2 separate regions of the Mus musculus genome follow, and region 2 is linked to region 1. Evidence: chromatin loops called from intact Hi-C (ENCODE). Cell type or tissue: gastrocnemius. All regions are shown on one strand. Each heading gives the region's core, and the rest is flanking DNA. Links, peaks and the distances in the headings are about the cores only.

Region 1 (8,329 bases), core at 45-8,044:
TCTGATCGCTAAGAGAGAAGAGAGAGGGAAGGAGAGATCTGGGATCCCAAAATGTCTGGATTAATAGGGGAGAGCCTTTTGGGGAAGGGCAGCCTAATCTCCCTGTCTTGCCCCCACTTGGGCTGGAAAGTTCACGGTTGGGGTTAGGGTATTCCAGGTAGGGACTGTGGGATGCTGGGAGAACCTGGAGGCCAGGTCTGCTTAGGTTTGTAAGATATGCACCCCAGTCCCTTGTCCTGGGGTCTGGAACCAAAAGCACACAACTAATTCTTACACAGAACCATATTTGCTGCCATGGAGACAATTCAATAAGCAAGGCATGGTCCAAACATGGGCCCCCAAATTCACAGGATGGAAACTGAACCATGAACGTGGCAGTGTTAAGAGGCCGAGTTTTTTCAGAAGTGATTAAGCCCTGAGGGCTTAGCCTTTATGAGGGAGTTTATGCCATTACAAAAGGAGCTTTTTGGAGAGGCATTGGGCCTCTGTTTACTCTTCTGTCTTTTGTCCATTGAAGACACAGTGATCCTTCTCTAGGGAGATACAGCAACTAGACACCATCTTGCAGACACAGACCAGACCACTATCCAGTTTTAGATTCTTCGTTCTTGGACTGCCCAGCCTCCAGAATCAGAACAAGAAATGAATCTCTGCTATTTACAAACTACCTCGCCTCTGATATTTTTGATAAAACATCGCAACACAGAAAGACATTTATTGAGCACCTACTATGTGCCAGGCTAGTGCCATGCTGTTGGATGCTAAACAACAAAACAAAAACAAAAAACAAAACAAACACCAGAGAAGGCAATTAAGTGCTTAGCTAAGAGCCATAGGGACACTTAAAGTGCACATTTGGGATTCTCGGGGCCTCAGGCAGCAATGTCCTGGTAACAGGCTCTAGCAGTCAGAAAAGGAGTTGGGGGAGCAATGTGTTTGTTGTCATGGGGGAAAAATACTATGCCTAACGGCAAAGCCAAGTTTTCTCCTCCCTTCCACTAGCTTCGGTTCTCACGAGAGAAGCCCTTTACTTTGCTTCCCTTGGCATTCTCAGCGAGGGCTCTTCACTGAGCTGTCCTGTCTCTGTACATCATAAATGGCCCTTCCAACCATGACAAGCATTGCAATGAGCACACTCTCTGTGCACATCATACCAACAACCTCTTATTTAGATGTTAAATTCCAGAAACTGTGATCTCGGATCCACAAGAATGAAAGGTCAAAAGAATTCTCAAAACCCACATACTTTTTATAAACTTCAGTCCCCTCCCAAAGTCCCTAGGGCCATCGCTGTTCCTGTTCTGAACACACATCATAAAAAGAGTTCGGTCTGTTTTTTTCCAGCAGATTAGCAGCATAATCATCAGAAAGATGCTTTGAAAGTGCAACCCTTGGCCCACAACATCCTTTCAAGTCACACACTCCAAGGTTTTCTCAGTGAAATTAACCTTAACAAAACCATAGAAGGTTAAGTTATAGGCAGAAAGTATTCCCAGCACCTTAACCCTTACACAAGGAAAAGTTCTTTCTTTAAAAACACATTTATTTGTGTGTGTGTGTGTGTGCTCGCACAAGCATGTACAAGTGTGTGCACACACATGTGCATGAGTGCATGCCTGTGCATGTTTGCATAGGTGGTATGGACATGTGTAGAGGTCATGTGTGTTCTGGAGCTTAGACTCAGGTAGTCTAGCTTGGAACAAGTACACTGACTGGCTCATTCACCGTTCACCTCTCTCCAGCCCTCAGACCATCCAGACCTCTTCAGACCATTAACATCAAATTCACCTCTATACTTGAAATTTACTCGATTTATTTTTCTTGCAAATTGCAGTTAGACTCAGAGCTTACATGTTCCTGTCATAGTCGCATACAAATGTACTGATCTATACCTGCTACCTCAGGTGGGAATAAGGTGACAATGTGCCCCTGTTACGGTACGGCTGGCTTTATCATTTGTTGCTGTACCAGAGAAAATGATCCCTCGGGAGTTACACGCACCGGGTTTGGACCAGGTTACTGGTTTGGTTCCTATAACTTTTAGTTATGTGGCTGCTACAGACTAAAAAGAGAAATTAGGAAAAAATTTTTTTTTTCTTCTCAAAATGAATGAAGTCAAGAGGCTTTTGAGAACATCAGTTTCCCAAATGACTGACTGACTTAGTTCTCCATTTTGTAGTGACATATTTTGTTCTGGATTCTGGTGAGTTTTCAAGCAGGTCCCAAGTGACCTGAAAACATGATGTAAGATCAGATCATTTAGACAGAATACAACGGAAGGAGATAATTCTGTAAATGATCCAGGCTTGTAAAATGGCCACATTGTCTTCTCCTCTCTTTTTCACGGAGCTTTTATTTACAGTATTATTCTGGTGTTTGTACACTTCTTGGGGCTGGCAGGAGGCGCTGCCAGGGGGGGAGGTATGTCTAGCAACTGGCTTTGGCTTTCTTTTTAAGAACAAATCCCTCTTTCTTGTGTCTTCCTTTCCCTGAGGCCCATGAGGCTTATAAATAAACCCAGAACCCGGAGAAAAGACTGAGGAAAATGGAAGTCCATCCGAGTCCCCCAAGCCTGGTTTTATCTGAGCATCCTTCACGCTCTCTGGACCACATCTGGACAAGCTTGGAAAGTGGAGGAATGGAGAAATCAGACGAATAATGTCAATGATCTCTCCCATGATCTTCAGCCAAAGCTCTGCATTGTAGCCAGGGTCTGGGCTGGGAGAGTTATTTTCTTAACCTGAATTATCTCCCCAATCCCCCACCCTTTTTGGCTAGGGGAGAAATATGGAAGAGGCCTATTATACAGATAACTAATGCTAGAGACATGTGAGCACGCATCTCCTGAGCCTCATTTTCCAAGCTGAAATTCAGAATTTAAGGTCTAAAACCATGAAGAGCATTTTAGAGCCAGGTGTTTCCAGAGGACCTGAGACATGTGGCTGGCTGTTATGCCTCCCCCACCACTCCCCTCGCCCTTGCTCAATCCCAGACAACAAAGCAAGCTTGTCCTCATGACTTGACAGGCCACAGACCCCCAGGCATCAGCGCTGTGGTGACAAGCCCCCAGGAGGGAGCACCATGTTCTTTTGAATTAAAAGTACGCACATGCACAAATTCCCATGTAAGTATGTACTTCCACCCTCTAAGACCCAAGCCAGAGTCTGAGTGACAATCTATCATGCTGTCACAATATCACCCAAATGTCCAGGCCCCAGACACAGGAGAGGCTTGAAGAGAGAGGACAGAGCCTTTCCAGCCAATTAGACAATACGGTCATGTTTACATTATCAAAAGAGAGGGGGCCCAAATTACCTAGCTACTTCAAGTTAATAACGCCATTTATGTCAATTACCTGGCAGGCAGGATCTACACAATCTGAGCAATTACCTCAACTCTTTCAGACAGGACGAACCTGGCCTGCATGGCCAGCTGTAATTTTTCCGTCCACAACACTTCTATCCTCAGCAGTATCAAGATGAGCAACAGCAGGACCACATCAGTCTCTTCGATAAGCAGCGTAAGCAAACCCTCACGTAAGCAAATCCTCTCCACTGCTTGGCAGATTAAGATGTATCGGACTCTCAATAATCCGGGTTTAAAGTTAGGAGGTTTTTGTTTTTAAATTCGTTCTAACAAAATCCCGTTAAGACCATACCATTAACAAGCTAGCAAGTACTGACCAAGGGCTAAAAGTCAATAGAAGCCGTGTCTACAGAGATGTGGAAGATGACACCTAAGCAAAGGGCTTAGCATAGCCATAAAAGCATACAGAGCTGAGTTTTAACCCTCCCACCCGGCACCCACACTGAAGAGTGGGTAAAGCAAGCAGTTGCATGTGATTCCCAACACAGGGGAGGCAAAGGCAGGCAGGTGCCCAGAGCAACTGGCCAGATAGCCTAGCCAAACTGGCTAACTCCAGATTCACTGAAGGAGGCTATCTCAAAAAGACAGGATAAAGAGGAATAGAGGAAGACCTTGGACATCAACCTTTTGCCTCTACCCCCACCCCAACTTCCATATTATGGTCATGTTCTATCATATCCAATTTAGGCAGTAGTGGGAACTGAACCCAGTACCCCAGACATGCCAGGCTGGGGTACTGGGTTCAGACTCTGCCAAAGGAGAGGAATCTGGAAATGGTGACACCAAAGGCTGGTGTTGCCACTTAAACTTGAAAAGCTCAGGAAGCAGAAGCAGAAGGGACAAGCAGCTGACTGCTGGGTCAGAGAAAGTTCGTGGCAGAGTACTGAGTCTGGAGGCTCATCCTGAAATGGCCCTTGGCCACTAACAACAGGAGCCCATCTGTTCTCAAGTAACGCCGTCTACCCAGCAATCGGTGGCTTTTCTCTGTACTTTGCAGTTTGCACAACTTCTTGGTCTGTGGGCTAATGCCCTTGTAAGTTTTGGGAAATTCTTAGCCATTATCTCTTCAGATTCCACTCTAAGTTCTCTCCTCTCTTCTAATAACCCAATAAGATGTAAATTAGAGGATTCACTGGGTCCCTTACGAGCTTCTCTGAGCGCCATAGCCCTCCCCAACTGCAGGTCTCCACCAACCCTACTCTCCGCCCTCCCTCCACCTATGGAATTCTTAATTTCATGTTCTTTCTTGCATTTCAATTTCCTTGTGAAATTCCTCATGTTTGTATCTGTTTTCCCCTACTTCTCCATTTTATTCTTAAATATATTAATCATAGCTATTTTTAGATCCCCCCTTTTGTTTTTGCTAAATCGATTCTTTCTTGTTGGATCACCTATAAGTCAGTTTACGTTTTTCTTTTATCTGTTTATATTTTAATGGCACATCTGGCAATTTTTGATTGAATACTTGAATACACACACACACACACACACACACACACACAAATTCAAGTCCTCATTATCCCAGCAAGCAAGGGCCCCCGATAAATGGACTGCACTTCAGAGTTTAACCTCAAACACTGAATCTCTGGTCTCTTGCACTGCCACTGTTTGTAGCGTCTTGTATAATTTTATCTCTTGTTATGTCTCTAACTCACTCTTGTGAGACCCACAAGAGCTTTTCAGGGATTTTTTGCTCAGAACATCAGTGATCTGGCCAGACCAGGCCAAGGTACCAGGGTTGTGCCAACACTGGAATCAAAAGGCCTTGGGATAGCATGTCTGGGCCACCGGCTTGCCTTCATTATAATATTTAATTTCCACTTTTAAACCTATAGGAAAAGAGGAAAAGCAAGGCAGGAGTATTTTTCACTCTGATCATTGAGATCAGGGGTGGGCAAACCACAGTGAACCAGCCAGTCTGGCCCACTACCGTGCTTATATATAAAGTTTTATTAGAACACGGTGACCTTTTCATTTCTATATTGACCATGGCTGTGTAGGCACTAGGGAAGCTTTTACACAGTAGTTGTTAGAAAGATCATATTGCTCAGGAAAGCCACAGTTTTCCTTTTCTTTCTCTCCACAGGAAAATAGCAACAATGGCAGCCAGCTCGTTGGCACATAAACTAAAGCCAGGACACAGTCAGTCAGCTGCACAGAACTCTGGGAAGACGACAGCGCCATCCAGGAGCCCCAGATTCTTAGCTCCCTCCCATCTCTAATTTTCTTATCACAATGATTTATTAGAATCATTTTTTAAGATTAACACAGCAGGAAGAGGGAGGCGAACTGAAGCAGACAGTCTTGGTAAGAGAGGAGGAGGCAGCTCAGGCCACAGCTAAGGGCCTTTCATTGTGTGCTTGTAATTTTTTTCTTTTTGGGGTGAGTAAGGAGGGAGGATTGGGGGAATTTTAATATTCACCTTGGAGATCTGCTAAAATCGTAACAGAAAACTACTCAAGGATGAACTTTGGGCTAAGAGAAGTCTTAATATTTCATGGGGTGGGGGTGGTGTTCCAAAACTGAGCCTGTAAGGAAGAACAATGAAAAGAATCCTAAGAGCGTGCTTAATTTTCATCCATCTGAACAGAACGGAAAAATAGCCACAAAAGGGACAACAGTGGTTTGGAGGGATGCAAGCACACACGCATACACACATACACACATACACACACACACACTCACACACACACACACACACACACACACACACACACACACACACACACACACATGCACATCCTCAATGCTTGATTAATTAAACAAAGCCATTTTTACATCTGATACAGTTTCAGAGTTAGTGACAACTTGAAAGAAAGGCCAGTTGTTCCATCTCTCCCCTGCTTGAGACAAGGACGTGATAATTTGCTTCTTTTAGGAAGATTGCTCTATTTGATGAGCTGTGCAATTTGGCACCCAGGCCAAATGATGGATGCTAGAATGCTCAGAATCACCAAAAGTACTCCATACACATCACTCAAGCACAGGCATATGCAGAGACAGACAGGAAGAGAGACGGACAGGAACACACACACACACACACACACACACACACACACAGAGAGAGAGAGAGAGAGGGGGGGGGAGAGAGAGAGAGAGAGAGAGAGAGATCAACAGAGAAATCCACAGAAAGAAACAGACAGGAAGAGAAACAGAGAAAGACAGAGGGGAGAGAGATAGAGACAGATAGGAAGACTGCACTCTGCTCAGTCACTCCACCCTGGTGGTCTGGCCCATGATGATGGACACCTTCAAAGGCAACAACCACAGCCCACCTTTCGAAGGAGTAAGGTTGCATCTGACCATATGTGTACTTCACCGAGAGCTTTCAACTGAGCCACAGAGCTGGCTGCTCTTCCAGAGGACCTGGCTACAATTCCCAGCACCCCACTGGAGGCTCACAACCAGCTGTAGCTCCAGTCTCAGGCACTCCCTTCTGGTGACCCCCAAAACACTCAATTACATTAACTAAATAAATTAACTAAATAAATTTGATAACTAAATGAAAGTTATTTCTTTTCTAAAATAAAGGTTTTTAGGGGGCTGCGTAGATGGCCGAGTGTTTGGGGTGCTTGCTGCACAACCATCAGAACCCGAGTTCAGATCCTGACACCCTCGTCAAGAGCTGGGAGCCTCAGCGTCCATCTGTAACCTCAACACGGGGAGGCAGTGAGGTGAATATCCCAGAGGCCCACTGGTTAGCCAGTCTGGCCAATCAATGAGTCACAGGTTTCGTGAGAGACTTTATCTCAAAAAAAACAAACAAACAAAAACAAAAACAGGGTGGAGAGCAATAGACGTGGGTACCAAAAAACAATGCCTGGGCCTGCACACACATGTGCACATTCAAGTAGCCACACTCACACACAGAATTATTAGAAATCAAATCTTAAAACACTCAAGTCCAGCCGCAATAATGAGCAGAGAAATGCTCTCATAATGGTTCAGGGCAAGCAGGGACTTTTGTGGTCAACTGAAGTGAGATTAATGTCTAGCATGGCCGCTTTTGTGGGGGAGAGCTCAGAAACAGGCTTCTCCTCCTCCTTGGCATGGGTCACGCTGCCACATCCAGCAAAACTCTAGTATGAGGCATTAAAACGTATCTCTGTTTCTGTAGCAACCATTGATAAAGATGGCAGATCTGCAAAACGGGCAAATAACATCTGAGATCCTGTATGCTCCTCCCAGGGAAGCAGGGCTGGGTCCCTTCTGTGGACGCCGAGCTGGATCTGACCAATTGAAGGTGGTCAGAGTGATGATGCATTGTTTCCAGGTCCAGAAGAATGGCAGCTTCTACTCTTACTGTTTGGGACCTCAGGACAAGCTATGCAATGTGAAACATGGGGAAAGGCCACCTGAGGGGGCAGTGGTCAGCATTCAGTATCAGGTGGTCGTCTACTGAGCTATCCTAGAGTCTTTTATCCAATCTACCAGCTAATGCAGCCCCATGAGTGGTCTGGATTGAACCCACATGGAACAGAAGATCTACCCTGCTATGCCCAGCCAACAGATTCATGGCAAGGCATTGTCTGAAGTCACCAGCTTCAGGGTGGCTTGTGACATAGAAAGGTAACTAAAGTGTGTGTGTCAAGCTCTTCCTAGACGGTGAGTCTCATGAAGACACAGAGTGGGTGCAGAAAAGACAGAGGGCAGTCACAGACCGAAGGAGGATGCTAGGAGGAGCCTGGGCACAAAGGCTAGGCAGGGCAAAGCAAAGAGACGGGCTCAAAGTCAACTCTGACTTCTGATGATGCAGAGAATACCACAAGAGGCATTTAGTAGAAGAATGTCCATGGGGTGAATAAAGCAAGAGAAAGGGAAGTGACTTCAAGGCACGAGGAGGATCCAAGGCAACCAGTGGGGGTCGGGAAGGAAAACTCCAAGGAGAAACAGAAAAACCTACAAAAGAGAACCTAGCGCATATGACAGGATTAGAGCTAGCAGAGGGGAAAGGATTGCAACA
Region 2 (8,329 bases), core at 223-8,222, 47 kb after region 1:
GGCTCTGAATTTGTTTATCAGAGCTGTCGTGTGTGTGTGTGTGTGTGTGTGTGTGTGTGTGTGTGTGTGTGTGTGTGTGTGTGTCTGTGTTTGTGTCTGTGTGTGTGTGTGTCTGTGTGTGTGTGCCAGTGTGTGTGTGTGTGTCTGTGTCTGTATGTGTGTGTATGTCTATGTGTGTGTGTGTGTGTGTGTGTGTGTGTGTGTGTGTGTGTGTGTGTCTGAGTGAACTGGGGCATGCAAGTATAGACACATCAGTGCCAGTGCACATGTGCACGCAGAGCCCGGAGGCTACCATCAGGTGACAGGTGCCCTCTATCACCCTCTCTGAACCTGGAGCTCCATGATTGGCTAGAATGGCTGGCCAATGAGCATCAGGGATCTGCACAGCAAGCACTTCGCTGACTTAGCCACCTCCCCAGCTCTGGAACTATCCAGAAAACTACAAATGTATCTTCATGGGAAAGATAGTGAATGAAATTCCTGGCAGCCACTATTAGTATGACTTAATTTCATCTATAATTTTTCTACTTAATTTAAATACACAGGACAACCAGGTATTCCAAATCCCAAGTTGGATTTTCAGGTTTCAACCCAGTGCCGCTAACTCTCTGCCCAGATATATCCCCAAAATGACACTGGTGTCAGGGGACTCTAGCTAAACCATTCAGCTCTTTAAACACAGAGAGGACAGAGTCCAGCCCAGCAGCACACTGGGTCTTTGGAGTCTCGAACTTATGTAGCTCACTTCTTGGGAGTGTGTGCACCTGCTTTTGAGGAACAACTGTCTCTGTATCAAGGGCCCCTACTGCCCACAGGCACTACTCTGTTCTTTCTGGATCTTTCCTGTATTTCCTACCTCTGTCAAAACAGGAACAAGGCAGGCTTTACTCGCTCTTACTCCTACTATCCCAAGCAGGTCAGAAAAACCTCACTCTCGAGGAGGGGATGGAAGGTCTAGTGTGGCTTAGCCACCTTTGTAAATTATCCAGGCACCAAAAGGTGTTCATGCCAGAATCCTCAAGTGACAGAGCAACCTTCGAGCACAGCAGAAGGGCACAGGGAGAGTCTGGGGAGGGGCATGAATGTTAGCGAAAGACTCCATATTTGCACACTCCTGTGACTGGGCACACCAGAGGGGCTGGGCAGGGAGGGTCACCTAAAACCCATCTCCCTCAGGGCAAGATCTCCTGGAAGCCAGACTCCCAAGTCCGATGACACGCCTTAAATTGACAGTGGTGTGCCTGTTGCCTCTCAGAGCCCCAGTTTTGTGACTGTCCGGCCTGGAGCCTGAGTACCAGCTCCCAGACCCGGCTAAGACACTAGGAGCCTCGATTTCGTCTCACAACACCTGCTCTTAGAATCCACACACCATCCACCAGGAGCCCAAGGAACGCCAGAGCACATCCAAGCTTTCCAGATTGAGACCACAGGCAGTGTGTACAGCCAGCATGGTGGCTGGTGCTATCCTGTGAGCCAGGGCCTAAGATCGGAAGTCACAGGTCACACTTGGAAAGCTGCCATGTTTCCAGGGTGGGTTGATTATAAAAACATTGAGAGACCCGCTGTGAGGTGAGTTTTCATCTGTCTAGGACTGACACCCCTGGAGCCAGGCTGTGGGTGAAGGCTGTGTTGCTGGCCAAAGCCTTACATAAGCTAGGAGGCTGGCTCACACAATGCAACAGGTATGATGGAGAAAGCAACCCCTGGGAGACCAGCAGCCAGCCTCACCACCAGGTAGCACTGTCACTCCATGCTCAGGAGCAGCACTGCTAGCTATGCCCTGGCTGACTATGGCTTGTTTCCAAAAAGGACACAGCCCATGGAACGCCTGCACTTGGGAGGCTGAGGCAGGAGGATTGCTATGAGCTCAGCCCAGAATACAAAGCAATTACCGGGGAACCAGAGCTACACAGATAAAAATCAATTGTTTCCGAGGAATCTTCTATGCTTTATGGCCCAAGGTGTCCTCAAGGTTTCCCCTTCCAGATCCTTGCCGTCACCCCAGGAAGTCACCGCTCCTTGCTCTGTATAGGAGTGAACCACTGCATGCACTTTGATATGTCATTCAAGGGTCTACTTTCTTTTCTGTGTCTCAGAAGGCATCCCTGTGACCCTGTGTACAGATCTCCCTAGCAGAGGGGCCAAGACTTCCCATGAGAACTTCTAAGAAAAGGAAAGGGAGAGGGAGAGGGAGAGGGCAGAGGGCAGAGGGAGAGGGAGAGGGAGAGGGAGAGGGAGAGGGAGAGGGAGAGGGAGAGGGAGAGGGAGAGGGAGAGGGAGAGGGAGAGAGGCTCTTCTTCCCACTCCTGTGGTGAATGGAGGAAACAGCCCAAGTCCAAAGTGATCTGGTTCCCTACAGGGGCTAGAAGTTTTCTGTGGAGAAATGAGGCTCTCTGCCCCTTACTGCAGGGGAATGTTGGGCTTCACCGGTCACCTCAAAGGATGACATTCTAAAGTCAACTCTTCTGTGACCAAGGCTGCATCAGGGTTACTGTGGTAGCCAATGGACCAGCTCTGCCTAGGAGATATGGGCTCTTGAGGGAAGGAATTTAGGTTCCAACTCTGTCCAACCTTCCACCAACTCAACACACCTTTCATGCTAGCACATGCAGAACTAGAGAGAGCAGGCCCTGCCCTTTTTTGTAGAGGTCAGAAGTCATGTGTGAAAAGAGACAGGCATGGTGCAGAACACAGGGTGCGTGAGAAACCCAAACGTGTCCCCACAACCAGATGATGCAGAGCAGGGATGGGGTTGAACCCTTGTTATTTTCAGTGTTGGGATTGTGACTTCACAAGCGTGTCTGATTGGTTTCGGCTATGCTTTCCAAGATGCCTGGGAGACACTGGTGCCCATTCAAATAGGATGGCCTTCAGCTGTGGCTTCTGCGAGCTACAGCGTCTGCAAGCTGCCATTCAGGTTCGCTTTTCCTACTCGTGCCCAGACTTAAACAATGGGGCAATCAACCCAGTTAAACTTCCAAATACAAACTGGTTCGGTAAACAGCAGTTCTCACTTGCCAAGTTGCCACCAATCCAAGACAACTTGAAAAGCTAACTTTAACAAACGCTCATTTCTGGTGACGGCTGACAGAGATAGGGCCATGGCGGGCCTCTGCTGCTGAGACTTGAGTGTCCATGGTATCCTTCAATCACTCAAAGTAAGAAAGAAGGATCCTGATTAAGAAACCCTTACAGGATAACATCTCTTTTCAACCAAGAAATATCAATGAAAACTTGAAACCTCTGTCACCTATTCCAATGGTGTTAACTGTTGTTGCCTGGCAAATAGTCTAAGAGGTTAAATAAGATGAAACTTTACCTATTTTGGGCACTCATGATCCAAGGCCAAAGGCAAAAACAATCATGACAGTAAGATTATATGGCACCAGAGCCTGAGGTACCACATGTTTATTTGTAAGATCCATTTTTCTCTCTCTCTACTTGGATCATGTGTTACTAGAACATTCCTCTGGGGTCTCCATCATGGGTGAAGTTTCAGGTATTCTATATTGAGCATGCATTTTTCTTCCCAGTGGAAATGATAAGGACAGTTCTGAGGAGAGCCCTCAGTGCCTCCCGTGTTGGACTCCCCTCTCACTGGGCATACAGCTTGCCCCGCTAGCCACTGGGTACTGCAGAAATAACAGCAAGTTGTGAGGCTGGGCTGTGGCACCTGGGTTCCACCTTGCTCTCAAGTCATTCACCTTGAGTACAACCAGATGCCATGCTGTAAAGACACATCCTTGGCCCTGTAGCATGGTCCCACGGCAGGGAACTGAAAGCCACAGTATCAGCTCAGCATCATCACACAGAGAGATGATCTTCTTTACCAGAAATCACTTCTGCCTGGCCAACCTGTATTTTACTGTTTTTTCCTTGGGGTGCTGAGGATGGAAGCTGGGCCTTCTGCAATCCAGGAAGTGTTCTACCACTGGTCTATACTTTAGTCCCCTGCTCCTAATGTCCTGACTGCAACCTCAGGGCAGACCTTGAGTCAGTCCCTCTGGCTTTTCTGTTCATGGAGTTCTGTGAGATCGTGAGTGTTTGTCCTTGCAAGCCCGATTTAGGAACAATATGCTACAGATTCCTGAAGTGGAAATTTCTAGTTTCTTCGGAAACTCAGTTGTATCACGGAATGTTTTTCCGGAAACTGCTGGAGCTGACATGTGAAAGAGTGTGTCGCGGGGCAGACACGTGATGTTCTTCCAGAAGCTGTCTTGTGAGAGGGCATGCGATGTTTCGCTGGAGTGGATGCTTGAGAGGGGGTGCGATATTTATAGAGTATAAATATAACCCACAGACGGTGAGTGGATTCCCTTGCATCGGTTCGCCTTGCAACACTCTGCTGGGCTTCACTGATCTTCACTTGTCATGATTTCATTGAAAGAAACGTGCCAAAGAACTTCTCATGGTATTCGGGCTGCTTCTTGTGGCTTCCTCAGACTCCTGCTGATTCAGCAAACTCATGTTGGTTCAGCGGAGCCTTACGGTATTGGTATCTTACCTTACAGTATTGGAACGGCCACCACCGATTTGTGTTTGATGCTTTGGATTAGACCACTGATATCCTGACAATGAAGATAGAAACCACCCCAAAGAACTATTTCTAAACAGGTCCACAACCCCTGTTTCCTATTAACTCTTCTTTTCCCTTACTTCTGGTAGGTGGGCTAGAAGGGAGACTGAAGCATTTAAGAACCATATTAAAGAAGGTTCCTAGATGGTGGATCCAGGAAGCCCTGCTCCTGTGTGACAGGCCATATAGTGGAGCACCAGAGCTGCCAAGGTTTGAGAGCAACTGGTTACAAAACAAAAAGGACCTAATTCCATGGTGTCCCTATTTAAAACACACACACACACACACACACACACACAGATATTACTATTCAAATACATTCCAATGTATCACCTACCATGCTGGGATGAGGGTGGCTCTATCTCCAGCACTCCAAGAAAAAACAACAAAATAGATGTTGGCAGGCAAAAGTGACTGTAGGGTGAAAGAGACCATCCCTCTATGTGATGCTGAGCTGATGTTTGACATAGGGAGAGAGGGTCTCAGTTCCCAACCATGGGGACATGCTACAGGGCCAAGGGTGGATCTTTAACAGCATGGCATCTGGCCCAGCTCAGTATGAATGATTGGAAAGCAAGAAGAAACCAAGGTTCCACAACCCAGCCTCACCATGCACTTGCTGTTATTTCTACAGTATCCAATGGGCTACAAGGGTAAGCTGTCGACTTAGCATCCAGGTTAGAAAAAGACACTGTGGGGGGGGGGGCGGAGAACTGAGTCCTCCCCAACCTTCCAACTCACTCTAATTCCCAAATAATGAGACCCAGGATCTCCAGATCTCTGCTAAGCCCTGAACCTAGGCAAGAGAAGCAGCCAGGAGCACAGCTCTTGATCTCCACTTCTGGTCTCTGGAACCAGTTTCTGCCTCAGACACTCTTTCTGGGCTCTTGCCATCTGCCCAAATGCGCTCACACCCCTATCCAGAAACTGTTCCTCCTATTTTATTCTCCTCAAATTATCCTAATTATATACTGCTCAAGACATATGAAGGTTGCAGGTGGCACCCCAGTGCCCCTACCTGGGTTCAACAAGAGCAGACCTTCCACCCTGTTTGTTTCCCACATTTAATTTTTTTTCAGAAAGATAACACGTGGAGTTCAGCTCCTATGAGTTCATCATCTCTCTGTCCTGTGGTCCCTGCCTTGACTTTCACCCTACATGTGATACCCACAGCCGCCAACAGCAGGAATTCCACTTTGCTTAGCACAGGCTGGAGGAGGTGTCCTTAGTGTTTCTGTATGCTTCCAGGGGCAGCCCTAGGCTATACAAATTCTTAACAGTATCATTTGTTAACTGCTAGAAACTCAAACAACTTAATGTGCCTAACCTAGTAACTAGAACCTTTGGGAATGTAGTATACTTATAGGAATGAATATATATGAAGAAAAGAAATCTGCCCCTTCCCAAGGGATGCTATTTATTTACAGCCTCCTTCCTAGAAGCCAGGGGCCACTCATCTTCCCAATCTCCAGTCAAAGTCACCCTGGAGACCACCATCTTAATGTTCTGTTCCACAGTAATTTCCTTAGCAACCACCCCAAAGTTAAATGTTATGTGATGTCAAGTGCACTGCCTCAATCCAGGAAGGGTTTCTCTTAGATATTGCTGGGTTCCCTTTAAAATTACAAAATATCCTTTTCCCTCCCACCTAGGGAGTAACCTCACTGTTGCTGTGGCATAAAATCCAGGATTCCAAAATACAGTATTGTTGCATGTCATCAAAAATAAACATTCACACCACCATCTCCTTCTTAGCAACCATGCCCCTTCTTGCTGTAAACGAATCTGCTTGATAAAATCTCCCCTCCCCACACAACTCCCCAGACAGCTGTCTCTGACTCCAGAAGGCATTCTGTGACCTGGCGCTTTCGTACCACTGTAGAATGCATTCCAAGGAGAAGCAGACAGCTTGCTTGCCTCGAAGGCTTGCTCTTTCTTTACATCTGCCATGGCTCCATTGCCTGGAAGCAGCCAAGCTTAACCCCACAGGGAACATCTGTCTTGTACCATGCTCAAACACATCTGGTCCAGCGGCCAAAGCTAGAAGATGCTTCAACTCCCGAACTCACTAGCCAAGCCCACCTGCCATGCCGCAGACAGTCAAAACCTTCCAGGAATCGGCCTTCTTCTCACCATTTGGCTTCCATTACCAGCCTTTGGAGAGTGGAGCTCCAGCACCAGAGAGGCAACTCAGAGCGTGATCATATCCAGCCTAGAGGCCCAGCTGCCTTCCCCTTCTCTAGCCCCATCTCTCATTGTGGACCATGACTTCCAGTTATATAAGGCCAAGCCATTGCTTGCTGGTATACATACCCAGAGACCTCCCACTCTAGACCCTTTGTCCACAGAAGCACCACTTGGAAGTCCTTCTTCTTTCCTTTCCACTGGAACCTTCAAATACACCCAGCATTCTCAAAAGAAAACTGGTAGGACATGAGATTTGGAGGTGGGTAGATTGATTCATTTTAAGGGTTGACTCATTGGCTTACAAGCCCAAACATCCCAGGATAAACTCGGAGGCCCCACAGAGCTACTGTTGCGGTCCTCCATCCCAGCACAGCCTCTCATCAATACATTCCCCAGCCCACATTCTACCTTTTACTCTGAGATGGGGTCCCACTGAGCTATCTGGTGCTTCATGGACTTTTCCTAGAGCAATATAAACCTCTGCTGTTCCCAGGCACTGCAGTAACTCACCCACACCCAGCTCGGTGAAGCAATGAGTGTACTGGGCCTCCTTAAGGGAGCACAGGTGACCTCCAATCAGCTGCAATTCTGAAGAATCCCCTATCGCCAGGGGTGGAATCCCTGACCACTTAACCTCCCACACTCTGTAGATTTTAGCACATCTAGAGACCACATACAGTCATGGGCTGAATAACATGCAGCTAAAAATGGGGAAGGAGGTACCGGAGGAGGTGGTTTGAATCTCCAGCAAAGGTTTAGTGAGGACATCCCCTAATAAAAGGACGTCAATGGGCCCAGTCTTGTGAGTGTCTTCAATCAGTTTCTTATAGAGAACTGAGCTGCTCACATTAAGATTGTAGTAGTTCTTATACTCAGAAGACAGCCTTCCACAGTACCCAGGTTGAGCCTGAACTCATGAATAGCCTAGGCTGGTCCTGAACATGTGATCATCCTGCCTTAGCCTTCTAAGGATTACAGGCCTGGACCCATAGCATACTGATACTGCTGTCTTAGAGCAAGGGCTGCCCAAAGGCAGAATTCCTTCCAGTTTGGAGTACCTAGTATTTTCTCTTAAATTCTTCAACTGATGAATGAAGCCCACACACACTATAAAGGGCAGCCTGCTGTTCTCAGAAATCTGCCGATTTCAGCATCAATCACATTGAAAAGCTCCTGCAGGAAGATCCAGACTTGGGTTGGAACAAAAATCAGGTACCACCATCCAGCCAAAAAGGACACAAAATAAACCACCACTCTTACGACGAGGCCAGCGAGACTGCCTTTTCCCCCAACCAATATCCTGAGCACCACTGTGGATGAAATATGTTGGCCATGACAAACAAAACAAAAAACAAAAGGGGACATATTGTGTAGGTTATTGTCCTCTGAGTCAACAGCCAGGGCCATCTTGTACAGAGTGGCTGCGACTGTTTGCAGATGACTCTCAGGACAGGACCTGGTGAGGACTATCAGAAGTATGGGGTTGGGGGTTGGGGGTCATTAGATCATCCCTTCCCTGAGATTCTAGGCACCTCTTCTACACTTCTGACTCAACTGTATGTAATT

The links. Hi-C counts contacts between places; a loop is a spot of excess contacts. Peaks named below come from ENCODE experiments on the same cell type or tissue, not always from the same donor. Only the 100,000 strongest peaks of a DNase experiment are listed, where the experiment ranks them.
Region 2: it touches region 1 in a loop (2.5-fold over the local background); 7 of 42 quality-filtered maps call a loop at or near these places.

Annotation. Positions count from the first base shown.
Region 1 is chr17:50,126,354-50,134,682 of GRCm38, forward strand. The region is part of intron 2 of Rftn1 (raftlin lipid raft linker 1); the gene reads right to left. Among named protein-coding and RNA genes, the nearest start is that of Rftn1, 60 kb to the right of the region's middle. In gastrocnemius, for the core only: no CTCF peak of the experiment used is centred there; a DNase peak (open chromatin) is centred at 4,264; H3K27ac peaks cover 5,389 bases.
Region 2 is chr17:50,173,666-50,181,994 of GRCm38, forward strand. The region is part of intron 1 of Rftn1 (raftlin lipid raft linker 1); the gene reads right to left. Among named protein-coding and RNA genes, the nearest start is that of Rftn1, 13 kb to the right of the region's middle. In gastrocnemius, for the core only: no CTCF peak of the experiment used is centred there; no DNase peak of the experiment used is centred there; H3K27ac peaks cover 1,211 bases.